Linked DNA regions of Homo sapiens: region 2 is linked to region 1. The links are chromatin loops, found by intact Hi-C in ENCODE. Cell type or tissue: GM12878. All regions are shown on one strand.

Region 1 (8,000 bases):
TCAGAGGCTTCAACTTCAGCTGAGCTTTTCCTCTATTTCTTTAATCACTTTTGTTCTCTCTCCATTTCTGCCACATAGTCATTGAAACTTCTTCCTCCTCAAATTTTTGACCATCCCCTGCCTCCTACCTTTCTTCTCGTTCTTGAAAGGTGATTTTGCTTTCTATACCACAGAAAAAATAAAATTCATTTTTTTTGGGGGGGGATGTCCCCAACTACACACAAGCAAGCTTTAAACACCCACATTTCCACTCATCCTTCCTTCTTCTTCCTTTTACAAGGCGTGCTTATAAGATCTCTCCATCTGAAATTAATCCTATCTCCTTTTACTTTTTCCTCTATCTTCATCTTCTCCTTTCCTATTTGCATTTAAACACAAACAAAACTTTCCTATTTGAAAAAATATAGTGCCTCTCTCCCTGAATCCATTCAGTCCCCAGTCTATCTCTCTTATTCATAACCTAAACTTTCTGAAGATTGTCTATTCTGGCAGTCTCCCTCCTTTCACTCTTCAGCCTCTGGAATCTGGCCCCAAATCCTCCCACTGCATTGTACTGAAACTCCTTTGCCATGTTCACCAATGACTTCCTTGGCACTCTATCCAATGGATACTTTTAAATCCTTAGATTACATATTGTCAGAAGCTTTTGATACTGTTCTCTATATTCTTTTTCCTGAAATATTGTTTTTCTTTGTTTCTATGATTCTATATTCTGAGTTCCCTGTTATATCTAGCTACTTTTTCTCGATTTTCTTTGCAGGATCCCCCTCTATCCAATTCATAAAGATTGGTAGTGTTTAGGTTTTAGTTTTTTCTTTACTAGGTTCCTTTCCGTTCTGTCCCTACATACTCCTTGAACCATTTCATGTATGCTCATGGATTCAGATGTCATTTATATGTAAGCCTCAGATCCATGTCCTTAGCCCAGGAATTATCTTCTGAGCTCTGACCAATATGTGCAGTGTCTACCAGCCACATACACACTTCCATGTCCTATAGATATCTCACACTCAATCTGCCCAATGCTGGACTTATCACTTTCTCTGTAAAGCCTGTTTATTCTCCTCCTTTTTCTTACTCAGTGAACGATACCACCATCCATTCAGGTATCCAAAGCAGTAAAATGATCCTCAACCTTTTACCTTTAAACATCCACATCTTAAGTCATCTCCCACATATCTCTTGAATGTGTCCACTCCATTCCTACTGTCATTGGCTCAGTTCCAGCCATCCTCATCCCTCACTGTACTCTTGTAATAGTCTTCTAACAGGTTTCTCTGTTACTGCCAGTCCCACCTACCTACTATCCCTCTACCATGCTGAAATTAGGGTGATTTCTGTAAAATGGGAATATGATCTTGTCATTTTTCCTTCTTTATTTTTTGGTTTCAGTTTTCCTCCTCTTACTTTAAGGATATTTAAAACAAATTTCTAAAATTATGGTAAAACATATATAACATAAAATTTATCATTCTAACCATTGTCAAGTGTACGATTCAGTGGCATGAAGTCCATTCACATTGTGGTGCAACCATCACCATCGTTCGTCTTCAAATTTTTTTTCATCTTGCATAATTGAAACTCTGTACCCATTAAACATTAATTCCTCATTCCCTTTCTTGGCCCTCCCTCTCCCAGTCCCTGGCAACCACCATTCTAATTTCTTTCTATATACATTTGGTTACTCTATGTATTTCAGATGAGTGGAATCATACAGTATTTCTTTCTTTTGTGACTGGCTAATTTCAGTTATAATGTCTTCAAGGTTTATCCATGTTGCAGCAGATGTAGCAATGTATCAGAATTTCCTTCCTTTTTAAAAGGCTGAATGTATATGCTACATTTTGTTTATGCATTTGTCTATCAAGGGACATTTGGGTTGCTTCACCTTTTGACTATTGTGAATAATGCTGCTATAAATATGAGCATATATATACATATATGTATATATATATGTATGTATGTTTGTGTCCCAGCTTTCACTTCTTTAGGTTTGTACCAGAAGTGGAATTGTTGGATCATAATATATTTCTATTTTAATTTTTGGAGGAACTGCCATACTGTTTTCCATACCAGCTGCACCATTTTACATTCCCACCAGTGGTGCACAAGAGTTCCAATTTCTCTACATCCTCATTAACACTTGTTAATATTCTGTACATTAATCCCTCATCAGATTTGCAAATATCTCCTTCCATTCTGTGGACTTTTTTTTTTTTTTTTTTGAGACGGAGTATCACTGTGTCGCCCAGGCTGGAGTGCAGTGGTGTGATGTCGGCTCACTGCAACCTCCGCCTCCTGGGTTCATGCCATTCTCCTGCCTCAGCCTCCCGAGTAGTTGGGACTACAGGTGCCCACCACCACACCCGGCTAATTTTCTGTGTGTGTTTTTAGTAGAGACAGGGTTTCACCATGTTAGGCGGGATGGTCTCGATCTCCTGACCTCGTGATCTGCCTGCCTCGGCCTCCCAAAGTGCTGGGATTACAAGCGTAAGCCAACACACCCGGCCTGTGTGGATTGTCTTTTTACTGATGAGAGTATTCTTTGATGCACAAAGGTTTTTTATTCTGATGCAGCCGAATTGTCTATTTTTTCCTTGTCGTTTTGGTGTCATGTCCAAGAAATCACTGCCAAATCCAATGTCGTGAAGCGATTCTTCTAAGTTTTCTTCTAAGAGTTTTATAGTTTAAGACCTTACAGTTACATCTTTGATCAATTTTGAGATAATTTTGTATATGATGTTTTTAGGTAAAGGTCCAACTGCATTTTTTTCCGCATATGGACATTTAGTTTCCCCAGCATCATTTGTTGAAAATAAATTGTTAAGGTCACTATAGTCTTGTAGTAAGTTCTGAAATCAAGAAGTGTGAGTACTCCAACTTTGTTCTTTAATTTCAAGATTGTTTTGGCTATTTATGACCCCTTGGGGTTCCTTGTTAATTTCAGGATGGAATTCTGCCATTTCTTAGCATAAAACTTTTCAGTGGAGGTCAGTTGCTTTTGACATCCAAACTCCTGCCCTTTTATAGGGTCCTTTAAGATATATCACCTGCTTATCACCTCAGCTTCTTCTCTAGACTGGCTCCAATCCCCTTTATCCAAACCTACTCATCGACCTCTCAGAACCATTTTCACTGCTTCCAATAGCTATGCTCTCTTGTCTCAGGCCTTTGTATGTGACCTGCTTTTTGCCCGGCATTCTTTGCCTGGCATTTCTTCTTCCTTCACATTTCAGCTTCCACATCCCTTCCATGCCCTCCATGAGAAAATTAGTTGGTGCTTTATGTTCTCACTGAGGACTGCCATTCTTAGCACCGTCTCCACTACACGGTAAGTGCTTGGCTTGGACACCCCCCAGCCTGTGGCGAATGGATGTCTTGGTCACATTTGTGCTTAGCACACCACTTTTCATGTAGTAAACCATCTGTGAATGTTGGTTTCAAGAATTGTTGGAAGGTTCCTTTACTGGTATTCTTCCAAAGGATAGTTTTCTGGAGTGTGGGAAGAGTCAACAGCACAGGGGTTGGAAGCACATGAATAATGAAAGGTGTTTACTGGATCCTGCCTCGCATTACTCCACTCGCCCACATTAGCAATGAAATCTGTAATCATTTCATTCCAGTGTTTCTCCGAGACCTCTGAGGGGTTAAGGCAGCAGTCCTGGGCATCCGGCTTATTTAGAAGGAGGGTGCGGAAGTGTGAGGATCTACTTCAGTAATCAGAGGATATTGGAGGAGACCCACCCAGTGTCTTTGGTTATTCAACGCACACCTTAGACCTCACAACACTGGCAGCAGCGCCCCAGAAAGCTCCTCTTGCGGGACCGCGCGCCAGCTTCCGGGTCCAGCCCCAGAAGGAACAGATGACCGGAAATGGAACCTGCGCGGGCCCGTTGCTTAGCAACAAACGCTGCCCGGACGCTAGACGGCTCTGGTGCGGAGGGAGCTGAGACCGCTGCAAGTCCCGGGGCCCTGCCTCTATCGTCCTAGGGGTTCCGCGGGCAGGAGCAACCCAGAAGCACCGGTGAGGCCAGCGCGTCCTCGCAGCCATGAGCAGTGAGCAGGTGAGAGGGCTGCTCTTTGCCAGGCTCGCCGCCGCCGCGACGCTTCCCAGGCGTTTCGGAAGTGGTGGAAGCCCCTCCTGCCTAGCGAACTCCCCAGCTGTGACTCCGCGGTGTACAGCTTCCTTCACCCCACTTGTGGCCTGGGTTACTGAGCGCTTTCCGTGAATGCCCTTATAAGTTCCCTTCCCAGCTGTTTGCCCTTGGTCGTCATAACAACCAAACCTAGCCGCCTAGCGGCGCGCCAGCAGGGGGAGCCACAGCCCAGAGCACCCCCAGAGTGCTAATGGCGGTGTGCTTGGGTGAGAGGCGGCTCTGCGAGGAGTTGCAGCGGGTTTGGGTTCTAAGGTGGGAATCGAAGCCAACTCCTAGCCATGTGACTTTGGACAAATCTCTTAGTCTTTGTAAGCCTTAGTTCTCCCACCTCTTATGCAGAGCGGGGGAAACATCAGAACAACTTTTCTTCTTTTTGAGGTTGTTGTCAATTTCAAATTAGATACCATGCCATACCATAACTATACAATATTATACTATACATGAAAGGCCTTGGTAAGTGACATATGGCACTTCTTAAGATGATATTCCATGGTATGTGATAAAAGATGCACTTTGCAATAGCTGCTTTTCTTTCTCTTTTTTTCTCGTTTTTTTCCTTTCTGTCTTTCTCTCCTTTTTCTTCTAAGAATTCTTTCTTTATTGAACTTAAGAGCAACTAACAGAAAGGCAGAACAATGGTCAGTCGTCTTAATATCAGCACAGAATGGGAAGATATTAAACGTGGTCATTATTCTGGCTAGCTAGAAAATAACTCTAGCTTTCTACGTAGTGATGAATAAGGAAAAGGACTCTATAAACCTCCTGGAAGAAAAACAGTTGTTTTTAAGCCTGCAAATTTCATTTAGCTTTTAAACAATATTAAACGGTAATTATTTCTTTTTTATTGCTTTATAATGCTTTTTTCGGTAGTGTTAGAATTTATTGTGGAAACAGTATTAAAACGGATTTAGTCTCCTATCCATTGAGTTGTACATTACTAACAGAACTATGTGAAGATCCTGATTGGTTAGTTCATCAAATAAGTAATTAATACCTGAAATGCTCAAGAAAATTTGGTTTGAACCTTTTTAAAAAAATAAGTATAATTTAAGAACTAAGAAATGGACACTGATTCATATGCTAAAGTATAATTAGTATTGGTATTAATAATAAAAGAGTAAATGACAAGCAAAAAACAAAAAGTTCAGATACAAGTAACCAAAAACACTGAGCAATTGTTTAATAGATCTTACTAGTTTTTTTCTACATGATATTAATGTAATCAGATTTAAAAAATAACATTTGTTACTGTCACCATTATTATATATTGAGCAGCTTCTTTGCTTGTTGCCCAAGTTAGTCTTCGGCCAGATCTTGAACCATATCCTACGTTGTTAGAGTTTAAAATACACTTTTACCACATTTCCAATGGTATTTCTCAATAGCTGTTTTTCACAATTCCCCTAACTTACCCATCTACAACTAAAAAGTATCCACAAAAAACCCACCAGCCGTTAAGTTCTAAATTTTGCTTCATCTTTATAAAAGTGATGTTGGGAAATGACACCCTAGTCTCTCACTCCCCCTCCAGAAAGGTTGTGATTTATTGAAGAGGCAGCGGGATCTTAAAAGAATGGACATGATTTCCATTTTCCACTTACTATTTTTGAACAGCAGAGGGCCCTCTATCACTGTTTTGGTTGATTTGTAATTTAAAAACTAATCTTGAGAATTTCATTTATGCTAATTTAGAGTGTAGCTTTCCTTTGGAAGGATGAAAGTTTTTATGTTTTAACCTAAAACAAACAGAATGGATTAAACTTCTGGAAATGCCATTTTTTATGTGACATTTACTTGTATATTCATTCAGTTTGAGAAAGTGAGCAGGTGGTAAAATCGTATTTGCTGAAGGAGATTTTAACATATTCATCTCATTAGTGGAAGGTTGAGAGTGACATGGAATTTTTCAGGAATAGCAGTCTGGGCTTTTCTCTTAAATTAGGCATTTAGAAGAAATGTAAATCTTTTGCAATTGCTCATTTCATTTTTAAAATGAGTTAAAACTTTAAAAGGCATTTTTAGTATCAGTTGAAAAACTTTGAGAGGTTTAAAGGCACAAATATCCGAAGACCAGGAAGCTCCCCACAGATATACTACAGATTGTGGGCAGAGAAGAGGAAAAAGCTGTCAGTCTTTTTCTACCCCAGCACTTTTTCTAGTTATGGAATCAAGTAATTTGTGTTTATATGATGTGATGCTCATTCCATTTTCCTTCATCATGTTTTTGAAATGTCATTGCTTAAAAAGGGGAAAGAATGAAAAAAGTTGGATATGAGACCAACAGCATGGTGATAACTTTAACAACCAGAACTCAAACGTGTGACAACTGACAACTATATTTAAATCAGTACTATGAAATTTTGAGAGGTTATTGTTGATTTAACCAGACACATTTATAGATTCTAGTCATTTGATCAGGAGGGTTAATACTTGGGCTATCCCAGGTTTATGACATCTCTTCCAGCAGTCAAGTAGGTGAAAATCAGTGAAGTAAAAACAAAATGCAAAGCCAGGCTATTTAAGGAAGACCCAGACTCCTTAGCAATTTTAATTTTAGAATGTAAAATTATATTAGTCAGGATCCCAACAGAAAACAGATGGCATACTCAAAAGGACTTAACTGAAGAACATTTATAAAAAGACCATTTGTAGAGGTGTTGGTAAGGTTAAAAACTAATCTTGAGAATTTCATTTATGCTAATTTAGAGTGTAGTTTTCCTTTGGAAGCATGAAAGGTAAGGTTAAGAGAACCACGAGGGATGAAGAGACACTCAAGGATTAACAGCAGTAGGACAGTAGGATGCCATTACCATGGCTAGGCCTGATGGGTCATTGAAACTGAACATTATTCTCAGACCCTGATGAGTGCTAGACGCTTGGAATGGTAGCTTCCTGACAGGAGCTGAGGTCTGGAAGAATTCAGCCACTATCAGAACAACAGGGAACAGGGAAGACTAGGAAACAAATATCCTAAACTTTCTGCCCTCCTGCTCTTCAGTCTCCTCCTGGTGCCTTTTTTGGATAATTCCTATTAGAAGTCAGAGAACTGAAGGCACAGATGATGTCCATCTGTAGAATTCAGCCTCCCAGGCACAGAGCAGGAAGAAGAGGGTAAAGAATTGATCTGAGGCAGAGCACAACCATCACAGACATTATTATAAATGGATGCAATCTTCATAGTTCCCTGTCCATAAATCAGTTGGATTAACAGTTGTTGAGTTCCTATGATGAATTTTTCATTTAAAATATTTATACCTAAGAATAAGTCTAAAAAAGACATATGACACCCTTATGAAGACTACTACAAAATGTTTCTGAAGGATATGCTCCCAGAATCTGAATAAGTAAAGAAATACATTGTGTTCAAAAGAGAGAAGAGTCAGTATTCAATGTGTTTCTATCATTGTCCTAAAAAATTTCATGCAGTGTAGATCCTAAATTTCACATGGTAGAAAAAAGGTCAAGATTGTTTACGATAATTTTTAAGAAAGGTAAAGTGGAGGGAATTGCCCTACAGATATCAAGACCTATCAGGAATCATAGTAAATTAGGCAATATAATACAAATTTTTTTATGGATAATAAACCAATGGAATTAAAGGGACAAAACAGAGATGCACATATATATTTATGTTACATATACACACATATGTATGTATATATGAGATACATGCCTAAGAACTGTGTGTGTTTATACTAAAATACATGCCCAAGGAGTTCGCTGAGACATCTTTTGTAATAGAGAAACATTGGAAATAAGTTAAATGTTCATTCGCTAGAGAATGGAATGGATACATTGTACTATGCTCACAGAGTACTATACAGCTGTGAAAATCATTGAGAA
Region 2 (8,000 bases), 220 kb after region 1:
ATCAAGTTTGGATGATTGTTAGATGAAACAGGAAATATGGAAATCGGTTTAGATTTTTGCATAAAGAAGTGTTTTCAGTTATAGTAAGGGTATTAGAAAAGTAAATTCAGTGATAGAAAGTGTACTGGAATATTAAATGAATATTTAATTTTTCAATTTTACTTTTTGCAGAGTGGCAAAAATAGTAGCTCCCAAAAAGATAAAACTGGCTGCAGCTGAAGGGGAGCTTAAAATTGCCATGGATGGTCTTAGAAAGAAGCAGGCAGCCCTTAAGGAAGTTCAGGACAAGCTGGCCAGGCTTCAAGACACACTTGAATTAAATAAACAAAAGAAGGCTGACCTGGAAAACCAGGTGTGTGCTGATATAGAAAAAGATGGACAAATTCTCAGTTATCGTAACTAAGAATGATGTTCGTACTAGCACATAACACACCAGTCCTGTTTCCTTCCTGGTCAGGGATTGGCAAACTATGACCCGCAGGCCACATCTGCCCATCGCCTGTTTTCGTGTGGCCCAAGAGCTAATAATGGTTTTGACATTTTAAAATAATTACATATTAATGGCCATATAAATACCCATGAAATATGTAAATATCCTCAGTTTTGCTGCTTGGCTCACAAAGACTAAAATATTTATTCTCTGGGCCTTTCCAAAAAAAAAAAATGTCAGTCTGTCTGCCTTAGATTACTAGAATATAATATTGAGCTAGATTATTTAATCATTTTTCACTTTGCAAGTAAGGAAATTGAGAACCAAAATGTTAAGTGACGTAGGTTGTATGGCAGAGCTGAAATTAGAACTCAATACTCAGAACCACACAGTATCTACTAAAAATATTTTCAAGACTAAAAATACTACTCTAACTTAATTAGTGATACCATTTGGAAAAATTAACTGCTAAAGTCTGATTATGGGCCAGAAGAAATTCATAATATTTTATAACAGTCAACATTTATTGAATGCTTATTATGTACAAAGGCCGGTTGTTCTAAGAACATTACATATTATACTATTTATTCTCACAATAACCTTTTGAGGGAAGTAATGATTTTGTACCATTTTGAAGAAACTAAAGAACAGAAAGATCAAGCAACTTGTCCATCGTCAACCCAGTTTCTGAGCATCAAGTCTGAGACCTGAACCCAGGCAGCCTGATTCCAATAGCTGTACTCTTTCCAGGACACCAGACTGCCTCTTTCTATAGTAACTATCCTGTATTCTGTATTTGCACAAATGTAAGACATTGTGCTAATCTTTAGAAGTGTAACATATTATGGCATGATTTTTGAATGATCAGTTTTAGTTTAAATAATATAACCAACAAATGGTTATGCAGTTGCTCTCTTTAAACATTTTTCAACTCTCCTATATGTTTGAAAATTTTATTTTTTATGATAAAATATTAGAAAATTATGGTAATATAAAATGAACATATGCATATATGTGTATTACAAATGTGCTTTTGGAGGTAAAATTTTAGCCAAAATATTTTTACTTAGTAGTTTCTGATGGCAACTTTGCCATAGTCCAAGACCTGATTCAGTTTATCATAAACATTGTTGAAAGAAGAATAGGTGAGGAAAGAAACTAGAAAGACAAAAGATATTTAAAGAGGGAACATTAAAAGGGAAAAAAATTAAATTTAGGAAGTATCACAAATACTGCAATTACATACCATTTGCTTTTTTCAAATCTATCTTTAGATAAATTGATACAGAATTATACATCTTTTAATCTAAAATCATTGACTTGATATACATGCTAATAACATTAGTAAAAAGCACAAGCCAAATTCCTATTCCAAAATAACCTAAATGTCTTCGTTTTTGTTGATTGTTGAATTTATCTTTTCATGTAATTATTTTTGAACATCAAGATAAGCTTTATTTAATCTCATCTTCTTCCAAGAATAATGATGTTAAGGTACTTAAAAATTTAATCAAAATAATTCACATATTCTGCTGGAATATTGCTATTGTGTGAACTGAAATAACTTTTCACCAAGTTTGCCACCTTTGTAATTATCTCTCTTTTGTTATCATATTGCTTAATTACATATAATCACATTTGGTTGACAGTCTTATGCACCAAATAGGCTCTCAGCTATTGATTGGTGTCCTAATTTAAGCTGAATTGCAAGTGCCTGAGTAGTTTGACACAATTTAACAACCTGAAAATTGTGCTTTGTAAATAATCATAAATTATTAAAACCTTTAAACACTTAACCTTTAAGGCCATGATATAAGTTAAATGAGGGGAAAATGTTTGTAGAATATTTAAAACAAAATGCATCTAGATTATTTAAAATGGAGGGAAAATATCTATATTTGCAGAAGAATGTCCTTTATTAATTAACTTTCAGTGTCTTGTACTGTATGTCATTTCCTAAATACAGCTGTTCTTTGTATTATATGGTAAATATTCATTCATTATTAATTTCATGAATTATATTAGACACTTTATATTTACAAATTCTAAAATATCATGGACTTTCCTATATCATAGTGATATAGGAAATCCCAGGCAGAAGTCTGTCATTAAAAATAATAATTCACTTCTGAGGGTAAAATCTTGCAGAATTTTAAACTTCTTATACTTGTAAATGTTGATAAAAGCTCACTTTTATTTTCGAGGTTGACCTTTGCAGCAAAAAACTAGAACGAGCTGAACAGTTGATTGGAGGCCTTGGAGGTGAGAAAACTCGATGGAGCCACACAGCTCTGGAGCTAGGTCAGCTGTACATCAACTTGACTGGGGATATCCTCATTTCCTCCGGAGTGGTTGCTTACCTCGGAGCCTTCACATCCACCTATAGACAGGTAAGGGACACTATTCCATCTCTTCCTGACCCTCTGCCCATCACAGCCAATATAACCCTTCAAGGTTTTGTTTTACTTTGGTTTCAGTTTTTTGTTAAGTACAAGGAGGAAGGTATTTTTGCATGATTTCTGCTTGTGTATTTTAATTATTCTGTAAATTAGCTGGTTAGCCAAAAGATGCATATAATATACTCTTCAAAAATCTAATTGTTTTAAAAACAAAAATATCTACTTTAAAATGTAATGTGAAAATGGGGAGTCTCTGAACCTATTCTAGTTTGGGGCTGCCTGATTAAAAATAAAATTTTTTTTAAAAAGTAATGGGAAAATGGTAGCCTCTACTGATAACATCTCAGTTCCTAAGCAAGTACTGTAAAAAGGTATCAGAACTCTGTCTCTCTCTCTCTCTCTCTCTCTCTCTCTCTCTGTGTGTGTGTGTGTGTGTGTGTGTACTTCATCAGCTGTTTCCTATCAGTCTCAATAACAAGCCATTTCAAAATCATTTCAGGGAATGAAACTTGAAGGGAGGAAAAGGTGAGCCTGCCTAAAACCCTGTTGATAAGTGGCTTTGTTCCTTAGAAAACAAACCCCACGTTCCCTGCCTTGCCTCCCACCTCTCTGACTGATTCTGCCTCTTTCTTCTCCCTGGCGGAACATCTAACCCTAGGAGTTAATCCTAATTATTCTTCCTGCCTTTCTCTTCCACTTTTTAGTTTTTACTGAATGAGAGACCCAACATACTATTCAGCTCTTTTTAGAAAAATGGAACTGGAATCCAACCTGGGTCATGGCCCTATCAAAGCAGGCAAAGAGATTTAGAAAAATTAAGATAACTAAAAGAAAAAATGGGAGGGATGATAATGAGAATAAAAGAAGGGAGGAATTCAGAACATTTGGCAATAGTTTTTGGTGTCAAATGAGAAAGAGTACATGTTACATCCCCTTTGTATAGGGCTTTATAATTTCACTGAGCATTGGCTTACACGTGGTCTCAATTGAGCCTCATTTAATTTCAGAACTATCTCCTAAGGAGGGTTGACTCTTGGTGGTGGTGTTTTTCTTTTTTTGTTTGTTTGTTTGTTTTTGAGAAGGAGCCTCCCTCTGTCGCCCAGACTGGAGTGCAGTGGTGCGATCTCGGCTCTCTGCAAGCTCCACCTCCTGGGTTCACGCGATTCTCCTGCCTCAGCCTCCCAAGTAGCTGGGACTACAGGTGCCCGCCACCACGCCTGGCTAATTTTTTGTATTTTTAGTAGAGACGGGGTTTCACCATGTTAGCCAGGATGGTCTCAATCTCCTGACCTTATGATCTGCCCACCTTGCCCTCCCAAAGTGCCGGGATTACAGGCGTGAGCCACCGTGCCCTGCCAGTGGTGTTGTTTTTAACTAAATGTTTAAAATCCTCACCTAGTGGGTGCTTCTGTCTTTAGCACTCAGTGGTTACCTGCATCCTAATTTAGCACTCTTCCTACTCTCCTACATTGACATTTTGAACAATAAAAGGAGTAGCTTCAGCCACCCTTACCTTTCCCTGCTGGTTCAGAGCACATCACTAGGTGTCTGCACTGGCTCCTGTCTAGCATTCCAGAGCTCAGCAGAAAGTGTATTAGCACTACCCAGTGCACTAGCAGAATCCACTTTACCCAGTGCTTGGAGAGCTAGATGTACCATCCTCCCAACCAGGCCCTCTCTGACAGACTCAGTCCAAGGGACTGCCTCTTCTGACTTTGCCATCATCACCTAGCTACTATCAGAATGGGGGGCTGCTAGTCAGACCACCACACAAATGCTTCAAGGGTGCCTTAAGCATGTGAACTGAGACTTGGAAATTTACTGACAGACACAAAGCCACATTCAACTTAGACACAAGACATGCCAAAGCTCAGAGTGCCTTCTGTGAACTCATTCACTGTCTGAACCCTTGATTCAAGTAGTCACTTCATCCCATGCCACCTCATCTCTGTGAAGGCTTGAAGGCAATTTTATTCCTTCCTTGCTTCGCTAGATCAACCTGAATTTTTACTTTCCTTAACAAATCTCTCATGTCACTCTCATGTCACAGGAAGGAATTCCTGTGGATTAATTCTGAGTCCCACTTTGTCATCTTCACTCTTTTATCTGTTTCTCTCAGGTCAAAACAGCGAGCAGTTTATTTCCCATCAAAACTGTCTCATTCAATTCTCAGCGTAAGGGTTGGATGGCAAACATCAGGGCTCTGACCAGAGCCCTTCCTGGCTTCTGTGTGCTTTCACACCCAACGACTAGCACCTGTGGCTCTTTCTGTCAGACTTCCCTTGGGTTCCTAGAACCCACTTTACCCAGTGTTTGGAGAGCAAGAAGTGCCTGGGAATGTACTTCCCTCTTGAGCAGTCCTTAATGAATAATTGAAGGGAGCATGGGAGTCTCTCTCCCTTCCCCCTGGTTGGGACAGCTCCAAGGAATAGCTTACACTATGGAGGCTCCCTGTGGCATCTAACGAGGCCACCTGCTGCAGAACTTAGGCTGGTCCCTCACCCTTTATTGGCTTCTACTCCTCCTTGTCCTGCTTCCCCCTGCATCCTTTCCTCAGCATGTCCCCTCACATGAATCTTCATCCCACAGTCTGCTTCAGGGAACCCAAACTAAGAGACCTTACAACATTTGGTGCTTTTCTGACATCAAAGGGTTTCAAGTCTCTGGATATCAAGGGCCCTCAATAAATAGCTGCATTTCCCCTCCAAGCTTGAATCTGAGTAGTCGTCAATTATTTATCAACTCTTTTATAGATTCCTGGCACTTTTCATAAATAAAACATAGGAAAATCCAATTCTTCCAGGGTAACTGGGCCCACAGCTCTCAACTGCAATGCCTGTGCCATTTTCCAAAACAGAATCCTACAGTGCTATTATGAATATACAAGCCCTGGATTTGAATTAATTTGAACCTTCTAATTGACCTTTATCTGCCAATAACCAAAGTAGAAACTGTTTTAATGGTGTTGGGTATTTTCACCAAGATGACACTCTTAATGGCCAGTTTTCCACTTCTACCATCTCTCTCTCTCTCCCCTTTTTTTTTTTTCATGACCTTATGCCAGCAAATCCACCATCTAGCTCATCACCTGATTACCAGCCAAGGCCATTGGCTTGAATTTTGAGATGCTTGTTCGGAGTCCTCCATGCTCATTTTGGTTATTCTCTGATATTACACCCTTATAGACATGTAATTAGGCCTCTTAAATTGCTAATCCAGAGTTCATCTGTGGTAACATACTATACCTGTCAACTCTAAGCTGAGCATTCTGCAGAAACTATTGCTTCTATTTTCTCTACTTCTTCCCTATGTCATAGGCTAGCATGCCTACTCCAGCTTCAAGCTAGATCCAAGAAAGCTTGCAGACCTCTCCAAAATGTCTGTAGGCCAACCTACAGCCTGAAAACAAATGGAACAAAACATGCCAGTAGTGCTGGGTGAGGTGGCTCACACCCGTAATCCCAGAATGTTGGGAGGCTGAGGTGTGCCGATTGCTTGAGCTCAGGAGTTTGAGACCAGCCTAGGGAACATAGTACAACCCTGTCTCTACAAAAAATACAAAAAATTATCCGGGCATGGTGGTGTGTGCCTGTAGTCCCAGTCCTGCTTGGAGGCTGAGGTGGGTGGATTGCTTGAGCCCAGGAGGCAGAGGTTGCAGTGAGCAAGATCATGCCACTGCACTCCAGCCTGGGTGACAGAGTTAAGATTCCGTCTCAAAAAAATAATAATTAAAAAATTAAAAATAAAACATGCCAGAAGCAACTGTGTATAGAAGTCAAACTGGAAATGCTATCTGTCCCTCCTCCCTACGTAGCAATACCATCTGTTCCTCATATCAACAACCAAATAAAACAAAATAGCCAGATGATATTTATTAAGTACTTATGCTAGGGAGAATTTTGGCCCCTATGATCTTCACCTCCAAGTGTTGTATCTGTAACTATGCCACGTTACATGGCAAAGGGACTTTGCAGATGGAATTATGGTTGCTAGTCAACTGAGCTTAAAGTAGGAAGATTATCTTTGGCTATCTTGGACTTCACTGTAAGATAAAGCTGAAATGTCTTTTTTGAGCAAGAGTAAGGAAGTACCCAGAGAAAGATGGGGCCATGTCAAAAGGACACAGAATTTAGCTTAAGGGTATTCCCACTGGCCAAACTTGGACAATTTCAGCATCGCAATAAATAGTGACAGTAACATAACTCATTGGATAAAATATGAAAAAGATGAATCTATGCTGACATAAATTAGTAATAAAAAAATTGAATGTTTGAAAAAAACAGGACATTTTCATGGTTACAAAGTATCTCCCCGCAGAATGCTTATTACCTGCAAAGGGAATGGGGAAAAGAGCAATTTAACAGTGGGGAAGTTATAATATAATATTTCACAAGTGCTGTCTTAACCATTTTAAATAACAGTTAAAAACGCAGAATTCTTTCTTGTAAGTAGTTTGCTAAGCCCTCACCCCAACCATTTTCTTTACTAGGCTGGAACACTCCCGGGTTACAATAGATAGCTTCCAGAGGCCCCCAGATACCAGGGACAGCCCCTTCTTCCTTGCAACCACAGAATGATTCAAAATACCCAACCCCCAGGAAACATGTGAAACCCAGCTAATTCCATCCCATTTACCATATATAAACTGCCTCCCACAGCTCTAGCTTGATGCTACACTGTCTCCTGACAACACCTGTGTGGCCCTGTGTGCAGCCTTCTCCATTTGGAGCTATAACTAACAGAGTTCTGCCTTTCATTTATCTGAGTGTCTTTGCGTTGCATCCCACCATCTGAAGAATCTATAATCACACATAAGCTCATATAATTATGACACAGAAGCCTGGCAGACAACACTTTAATCAAGTGATAAAAATTAGTGTCATCAGTAAATGAACATCAAAGTGTCATCAGAAATGAAATTGTGTGCCATCTGATGGATGCAATGAGAAGAGCACATGATTTCTGTGACATTTCTGCCAAAGATGCATAACCTGGCATGGTGCCAGGAATCATGATGGAACACCATACAGACCCAGTTGTGGGGCTTCTGCATAATGTTAACAGGCTTATCAAGGTCATGAATGTCATCAATTCCCCCAAAACTGTGATGCCCTTTCTTGTGCAAACCTCAAGGAATGTTGGTCCAGCCTACTCAGCAGGAGCCTGAGGGA

Evidence for each region. Hi-C counts contacts between places; a loop is a spot of excess contacts. Peaks named below come from ENCODE experiments on the same cell type or tissue, not always from the same donor. Only the 100,000 strongest peaks of a DNase experiment are listed, where the experiment ranks them.
Region 2: a loop joins it to region 1, with 2.7 times the contacts of the local background. A loop is called at or near these places in 2 of 110 quality-filtered maps.

What each region holds. Positions count from the first base shown.
Region 1 is chr2:196,064,761-196,072,760 of GRCh38, reverse strand. DNAH7 (dynein axonemal heavy chain 7) reads left to right here and starts at 3,924. Exons shown (of 65, transcript NM_018897.3): 1 at 3,924-4,064. The coding sequence starts at 4,050. RefSeq lists enhancers at 4,013-4,102, 4,583-4,632. In GM12878, CTCF peaks have their summits at 4,312 (motif pointing right) and 5,757 (motif pointing right); a DNase peak (open chromatin) is centred at 4,290; H3K4me3 peaks cover 1,500 bases; H3K27ac peaks cover 511 bases.
Region 2 is chr2:195,848,163-195,856,162 of GRCh38, reverse strand. It overlaps DNAH7 (dynein axonemal heavy chain 7), which reads left to right. Exons shown (of 65, transcript NM_018897.3): 45 at 172-352; 46 at 2,635-2,820. Among named protein-coding and RNA genes, the nearest start is that of SLC39A10, 190 kb to the right of the region's middle. In GM12878, no CTCF peak of the experiment used is centred here; no DNase peak of the experiment used is centred here.